Regions from separate parts of the Homo sapiens genome. Here region 2 is linked to region 1. A link is a contact called in ENCODE Hi-C data. All regions are on one chromosome and are shown on one strand. Each heading gives the region's core, a stretch centred on a gene start or an enhancer-like site at or near the end of the contact. The rest is flanking DNA. Distances are from core to core; before and after follow the strand shown. Region 1 holds the start of IMMP1L (inner mitochondrial membrane peptidase subunit 1). Region 2 holds the start of TRAF6 (TNF receptor associated factor 6).

What was found. A loop is a pair of places that touch in the nucleus more often than their neighbours do. Pooled maps may share reads with other maps.
Region 2: a loop to region 1 is called in a map of B cell, with 23 times the contacts of the local background. The contact joins the promoter of TRAF6 here to the promoter of IMMP1L in region 1. A Hi-C loop is called at or near these places in 2 of 168 maps with a recorded cell type or tissue (B cell and CD4-positive, alpha-beta T cell) and 5 of 50 pooled maps.

Annotation. Positions count from the first base shown.
Region 1 is chr11:31,507,109-31,511,117 of GRCh38, forward strand. IMMP1L (inner mitochondrial membrane peptidase subunit 1) reads right to left here and starts at 2,514. Exons shown (of 6, transcript NM_001304274.2): 1 at 2,411-2,514. It overlaps ELP4 (elongator acetyltransferase complex subunit 4), which reads left to right and starts at 2,659. Exons shown (of 10, transcript NM_019040.5): 1 at 2,659-2,899. The coding sequence starts at 2,677. RefSeq lists enhancers at 2,652-3,541, 2,674-2,963.
Region 2 is chr11:36,508,377-36,512,385 of GRCh38, forward strand. It overlaps TRAF6 (TNF receptor associated factor 6), which reads right to left and starts at 1,896. Exons shown (of 7, transcript NM_004620.4): 1 at 1,672-1,896. It also overlaps a transcript of RAG1 not described here. RefSeq lists an enhancer at 1,715-1,764.

The sequences.
Region 1 (4,009 bases), core at 1,264-3,763:
CTCTACTAAAAATACAAAAAATCAGCAGGGCGTGGTGACGGGCGCCTGTAGTCCCAGCTACTCGGGAGGCTGAGGCAGGAGAATGGTGTGAACCCAGGAAGGCACAGCTTGCAGTGAGCCGAGATCGCGCCACTGCACTCCAGCCCGGGGAACACACCTAGACTCCGTCTCAGAAAAAAAAAACAAAAGCATATTTATCCTACGATAGTGTTATACCAGATATATATCCTAATTTCATGAATACTCTGGTGTGTATATAGATCATCTTTCCAGAATTATAGTCCAAGTCAAAGTTGGAAAATAATTCTTCAGTTCTAGTAATGAGGCAAACAAAGCACCACTATCATCATCTTGGGAAATCTAAAGGGTTAAGTAAATACAGTAGGAAACAAGGGAATATGTAATACAGAAGCCTATAAAAACGAATTATACCATTATGTTAAGTGAAATAAGTCAGACACAGAAAGACAAATATCACATGATCTTACTCATAGGTGGAATCTAATAGTTCATCGCACAGAGAGTACAATGGTGTTTACCAGAGGCCAGGATGGTTGGCAGGGGGGATGGGGAGAATTTGGTCAAAGATACATAATATCAGTTAGATAGGAGGAATAAATTTCAAGAAATCTATTATATAACATGAATTTATAGCAAGCTGACTATAGTTAATAATCATATATTGTATTCTTTAAAAAAATGTAAACAGTGTAGATGTTATGTACTCTTACCACAAAAATGATAACTATGTGAGGTAATGCATTGCTAATTAGCTAGATTTAACGATTCCGGAATGTACATACACTTCATAGCATCATGAGGTACACAAAACAATGCCATCTGTCAAAAAATAATAATTATATGTAGCATTTCAAAAAGTTCACAGCATCAAAAATATTTGTAGGGGTGGGGGGACAGAGAGCATCAGGAAGAATAGCTAATGGATGCTGGGCTTAATACCGAGGTGGTGGGTTGATCTGTGCAGCAAACCACCACAGCACACGTTTACCTATGTAACAAACCTGCACATGAAGCCCAGAACCTAAAACAAAAGTTGAAGAAAAAAAAAATTCAAGACGTTTCTATCTGATATTGGACTGCTTTGTCACTTTTTCTTTTGGTCTTCCTAGTGCTTATTTACTACAGGATAAAATTAGCACATGCTATTTAATGTGTTCATTTTAAGTACTATGTTGTTTTCTATGTGTTAATTTTATCTCCTCCAGGTGAGACCATTTTTATTACCATAGGTCTAAAATGACAAGATTAAGTCCAAACAGACAGTAATCACTCAACAGCTATTTATTGAGTAACTTAAAGATTCAATATGAAAGCAACCTTGATCAAAGCTTTCCAGTTGATATATTGTGAAACAGGGTTTTTTCCTAAACATGATTCTAAAAAACAAGCAAACAAACAAAAATCCTCCCCAAATGAAAAACTCCAGTCACTATTTAGCAATACTAATTTCAATTTATCAAACAGAATCAGCCCAAAAATTTCAACAGGTCAGTGAGATTTAAAACAATTCGATGGCAAGAATTTCAATGAGGTTTGGCTCTAATTAAAAGGTATCACAGATCACTGTCAAAGTCAATAACTCAGTAGTGCGGTAATGATTTGGGAGTCCTTTTCAATTTAGACATTTGTCAATCATGATTGCCTTTAAACATCAGTTACCCACTGTCCCTGCTCAGTTTTGAAAAAAAAATTAAATACAAAAATACAACTCAAAATACATGTTTTTTCCACACATAAAATTGGTATTTTAGTAATAAACTCTCGATTCAGGGTTCATAAAATAAAGTAGGTATACTTCTAATTCTTCCTAGCAGTTTTTTGGGGGAAAGAAACCCTAAGTATTTTCTGTTATTTGCAGCTGCTTTAACAGCAAACGACAATTAAATGTGTGAACAAGGTTGTCAGAGTAACACTTGTCATTTACACCGCTTAGGAAAGACATCCAAGACTTCCAGAAACACTAATTAAAATTAACAAAAGCTTCTTATCGGAACTTGTCAGAGAGCTATAGTTTGTCAGACACAGGAAAACCAGATAGCCTCAAAGTTCAAGAGTTTTCGCTCTAAGGTTTAATTCCAAACCACCTACCACTAGGCACTAACGAACTAAGCCCAGACGCTCAGCAACCAACTCATTAAGGTAAGAGATCCCATCCTTTCCATATAACACAAAATTAAGAAAAAGACATCGTGGGGAAGGCGGAGTGAATTTTCTATCAGAAATCAGAAGATAAATGAGCAGGAAAAAAGTCTATCCTCACACACAGCGGAGAAAGGTGCTAGCAATTGCTTGATAAGCCCTAAGGGTTTATTGTTTCACCAACCTTTTCTTTAACTCAATGTGAATGAAGGCACTCAAAAGGAGAAGAACGTTACGTGATATTACCTACCTCGGGCCCCAAAGAACCCTGGAGACCCTCAACCAGGACACAGGTGGGCCTTTCTCACCTGGGCCCCGCCGAAGTCGACCGTCCTTTCGTAGGGCGCACTTTTCAGCAATACGCCTTCCGATTGGTTGGCTCGGGACTGACGTCTCAGTCCTATTGGTTACGAGAGCCGCGGTTGGGGCGAGGAGGCGGGAGTTTGGCACTGGTTCTGATAGGACGGGTGTTTGCGTTCCCAGAGTTCCTATTGGGTTAACACTGGAGGCTCTAAGATGGCGGCAGTGGCAACCTGCGGTAGTGTTGCCGCGAGTACTGGGTCTGCAGTGGCGACAGCCAGCAAGAGCAACGTCACCAGTTTCCAGAGGAGGGGTCCTAGAGCCAGCGTGACCAACGACAGCGGCCCTCGACTGGTGTCCATTGCGGGCACGCGACCGTCGGTGCGGAATGGACAGCTGCTGGTATCAACCGGGCTCCCAGCCCTAGACCAGCTCTTAGGTCGGTTCAGAGCGGAGATCTGGGCTCAGCCGAGGGGAAACTTAGGGAGGGGACCTGTCGGGGAAGCCACTTTGACCCCACATCTCTTTCTGACCCCTAAACCTTCGGAGGAGGAGAGAATAGCCTGGTCTGATTGAGATGGAGGGGAATACGGGTTGTGTGGAGACTTCTGAGCGCTGTTAACTAAACATGTTTTAGTGCCCTCGCTCTCTATTTCATTCCCTGCCCTCCAACCCCTTTTCATATTACGGAGGAATTCGTACATGCTTTTTACCCTGAAATGCTTTCTAGTCAAGGGAAGACATTAATTTATGGAGATGGTTTGGCTTTCATTCAGGATACCTCCCTTCTGCTTTCTCCAGGCAGCTCACGGTTTAGACCAGCCTGCAAAAGTTTTTATAATTGTGAGAGACAGACTTCATTAGAAGATGCTGGAAAAAAATGATTTCCCCTCTTTGACCGTCAGACTGCCTGTTCTCTGGTTCTAAATCTTAAAACATTTTGGCTTTAAGAGAGCGAATGTTAAAGGCTTATGTTGACACATAATCCTTATAAAGTATTTTGAGCCTGTCGTTGATATTTAGATAGTGTCTGCGTTAAATCTGTGTATATATTTTTTATTTTTTCTATATACATTTTGCTTCCCAGTATTGATTGCTGCTACATTCCATACGACATCTTTAAATTTAACTCACATTTTAACGAGAAAAGTCTAGTTCTTAGGCTTTCCTTTAAAATCTCTGGAATTTTTTATGAGAAGCCTGCTGAAGAATATGCTTGTTTCATAACTGTTATATTCAAAGGAATGACCAGATTAAGTTGGTAGGACAGATTTGCTGTGTTAATAAAGCTTCTAGATTAATTTCTGAATGCTGTTTCATTAAAACCCCGTCTGTGTTTACATAACTTTTTTCATAGTGTGTGATATGTGTCTGTTAAATCTTGTACACTTTCATAAAATATAACTCATTGCTTGTTCTTGTACTTCGTTTGACATTTCTTTCGGTTATTTTCCCCTCAAAGTAGGCTTTTCATAGGTTTAGTGCAGAGAAAGTAAGAAGACCAGCAACCTATGAGAAAGAGTATGGCTTCTTGATTCTCTCATTTCAT
Region 2 (4,009 bases), core at 646-3,145, 5.0 Mb after region 1:
CAGCCTTGTCATAAATCAAGACTTAAATTCACGAATTAGTATCTGGGTGTACATTATAATCAAAAGAGAATACTGTAACATGTCTTGGGGGAGGGGGAAGTAGGATAATCCACAAAAAGTTTGTCCTCCAAGGCAGATGCTAAGGAGGTATGTGCCAAGTTAAAAGAAGTCAACAAGTTATGTCTTAAATGAGTCAATTTTAAGTCAACTGAAATTCATACGAGTAAACATGTAACTTATTGAAGTAAAACCATGTAAAGAAAATATGAGAAATTATCTTTAATGTGCTACTAGCTTTAGAAACAGAAACTGTTTACCAGCTTCTTAAATTTCTAAAGTGTGAAGACCTACAAATGTACTCCAATGGCCAAGAGATGCTGCAAAATACTCAACTGTTGTGCCTTAACTTTGAATCCAAATTCAAGGGGCATTCCCCTTCCTGGGCACTATTTACTCTGCTCCAGGAGGCAAGGATTTGAACTTCTCTCCAAATCTAAGTGTCCAAAAGTTTACCGGCATCACATGCCCAAATTTATCACAGAGAAGAGCTCATGTTACAATTCTGAAATATTGTGGTGCATGCAGGCTGAAACTCTGATGTGATCCTGTACCCACCACATGCCGGACTCCTTCCTAGAGTCACAAAAGAGGCCACATTGTTCCTGCCTATACACTCAACCTCAAAATTTGAAAAGCCCCTCTCCCTTCCCTAGTAATCAAAGGAGAATGAATGAAATGATAGCGGCCAAGTTCACAAGGCCAACACAGAATTTCTTTACCAGTTTTTCTCGTTTCTACATGGAACCTGTGTAACAAGACATTCAGTAATAGTAATCTGCTCTCAGAGAAAGAAACAATTAAATACCATACAGCGAAGCTGCTAATACTTTATTTAGGTGCTTTCTGTTCACATTCAAGACAGTCCTAACTCAGCTGGAGTTCCCCTTAAGCCAAATACTAGGAACAGCTTTATCAACCCGGCGTCTGGAACAATCGCTCGAACTACCGAGTTTAGGGGCGGGGGAGAAAACATTCGTGTCATCTGAGCCTTTTTTTTTTTTTAAACTCGCTGCCTGAGACTTCTATAGAGTTCAACAGGGAATCCAAAAATAGCTTTCCCATGACAGTGACAGCCGGAGTCGCCAGGAACGTAAAGGATTTTTTAAAAATTTAAGCAGGTGTTTGCTCCAAGGAGCGGACAACTGCAGGAGGCAATTTCCTTATCTGGGAAGGGGAAAAAGCGGAGTTGAGGGGAGCGAGGTTGAGTAAGGCGACGCGGGGTTTTTTAGGGGGTGGAATGAGCGAGGAAGAGGAGGCCTGGGGAGCAGAGGTCAGGGGACAGGGAACGGTGTCCCCGACCTGTGGGAAGCGTGGGGACAGAGGCTGCGTCCCGACCTGCAGGAAGCGAGGGGCAGGGAACGGTGTCCTCGACCAGCGGGAAGCGAGAGGACAGGGGCGGCGTCCCCGACCCGTGGGAAGCAAGCGGGTAGGGGCGGCGTCCCTGACCTGTGAAAAGCGAAGGGACAGGGGAGGCGTCCCCGACTGGTGGGAAGCGAGGGGACAGGGACTGCGTCCCCGACCTGCCGAGAGCGAAGGGGCGGGGGGCGGCGTCCCTGACCGCTGGGAAGCGAGGCGGCGGCCGCCAGGAGGAGGCGCCTGAAGGAGACTCACCGTTCTAGTGCGCGGGGAGGCCGAACCAGGAGGGCAGGGCTCCCCCACCAACCGCACGACTCCGCTCAGCCAAGGCGCTGGTAGAGGACGGACACAGACACTGCGCGCCGAGACGAGGCTGCTTGGACGGCAAACTCTGGATCCAGTGGGAGCCTTCGCCACCTTCGCTGGCCGCCCGCAGGCCAAGCCCCAGCTGCGGACGCCACTGCTTCCGCCTTCTCTGCTGGCTGCGGGGAGCGAGGGGCAGGGAGCGCGCCGGGGAGGAGACAGAGCGGCCGAGTTCGGAGAGAGTGCCCCCTGGCGGTGATCCTCCAGGCGGACTGTGGCGCGGGCCGGGCGGCGCCCCCAGCCCCGCAGCCTGGCTTTCTTCCTGCTCGGGTGTCCCACCTGGGAATTCGTTGCACCGCACAGCCGAACCCGAGTGTGTCAATGGGTGTGTGTTGGAATGAGGATGGCGACGAGAAGATCCCTCCCGGAATAACTTAATTTGGTGAGCAGTGGCGACAGTAGTAATCCCAAACTGCGCTTTTATAGCACCCCTCTCCAAGCAGGAGAAAACCCCAGCTGGGCTAGATCGCTTGACCTTCAGGAATTCTTAAACCCCTCCCCAGCTCCACCCTCCTTGCCCAGGAAGTTTCTGCGATCCATAGAACCCTCTATTATTACCTGCTCTTCCCCTTCATCCGGTCCAAGGGAGTCAGCCCTTGCCTTAAATATTTCTTTGAATTTCCTGCCAAGAACACCAGCGCTTTGTCTTTCTCTGTCATGGGAAAACTATTTTAAATTCCCTGTTTAACTGGTCATAAACGTCTAGAGAATGTACCACGCGTTTTGCTGGAGAAGCACAAAAGAGTTTCATCCACCTCTGCATATTTGGTTCATCGTCCACCTCTTAGGGGAGGTTTTCCAGGATAGTAGTCATGCGTATGTATCCTGAAGCCAGAATGCTTGGTTCCAATCCGGTTTTTCCTACAATAAATGTGTGATTCAGGTAAAATACTTAATCTGTACTTGTTTCAGTTTTCTCATCTCGTATTAACATGGGGATAATAATAGTATCTACCTCACAGGGTTGTTGGAAGGATGAGATAAAATATGTAAAGAAATTATTTAAAACTATCTGGCCAGGCACAAATAGGCTCATGCCTATAATCCCAGTACTTTGGGAGGCTAAGGCAGGAGGATCACTTGAGGCCAGGAATTTGAGACCAGCCTGGGCAACATAGTGAGACCCCATCTTTACACAAAATTTAAAAATTACCTGGGTGTGGTGGTGCATATCTGTAGTCTCGGCTACTCTGGAGGCTGAGGTGGGAGGATGGCTTGAGCCCTGGCAGTCAAGGCTACAGTAAGCCATGATTGCACCACTGCATTCCAGCCTGGGTGACAGAGTGAGACCCTGTCTCAAGGAACAAACGAACAAACAAATAAACCCAAAACTAGGACATAGTATGGGCTCAATAAATGTTACCAATACTATATGTCCTACTTTCTGGCTGCCAATATTCATTAAAAATGCTTCTCTTTTTAAGAAGAATTTATCACTGGTTCTCAGGTTCTGTCAACCCCCTTTTAAAAGATTGTATTTTGAAACACTTAAGACATAAAAAGAGCACAAACATCTGTGTGCTCACCACCCAGCTTTAAAAAATAAAACATTGCCAGCCTTTGTGTATCCCTCCCTAGAAGCTCCTCTTAAAAATTAAATCTCTTATGGGATGGAAGAAAAGATCATTATATGAAATTGAGAGCTGGAGAAAAGGAAGAGCAAGAGAATCAGAGTTCCCTCCACTTCTTAGTGTGAGCTCTGGGGCAGGTTACATAACCTCCATGAACTACAATGACCAAAAACTATAAAAAAGGGGATAATGTCTACCTTACCAGGCTTTTGTCAGTATAAAATAATAAAAATCTATTGTGAGAGACTCCAGCACCAGGCTTTCAAAAAGATTAGGTGTTCTGTGTATGTTTCTTTACATTGTTTTCATAAGTGCCCTCAAGGGGCCTTTTCCTACTCCTTCAAATCCAATTTATTCAATATAGGAGAGAGTTTTAGTGCTCATCCATGCCTTGGGCACACAGGAAACTTACAAATACCATTTCCCTTTGCAATCAGGCAGGGCCACGTGACTAGTTCTGGCCTGTGAGCTATGACGAGAAGGATGCATATCATTCCTAGGTCAAAGCGTTTTATTTTCATTGCAAGACTGTTTCCCCTGTGTGCAACCAAGGAGCAAAGGGCAACTACAAGAGGGAAGAGATGTATCACTCAGTTGATGTATGAAGGGCAGTTGCCTTGGAAAGTCAATCCACCTGCATTGGACTTACGAGAGCAGGA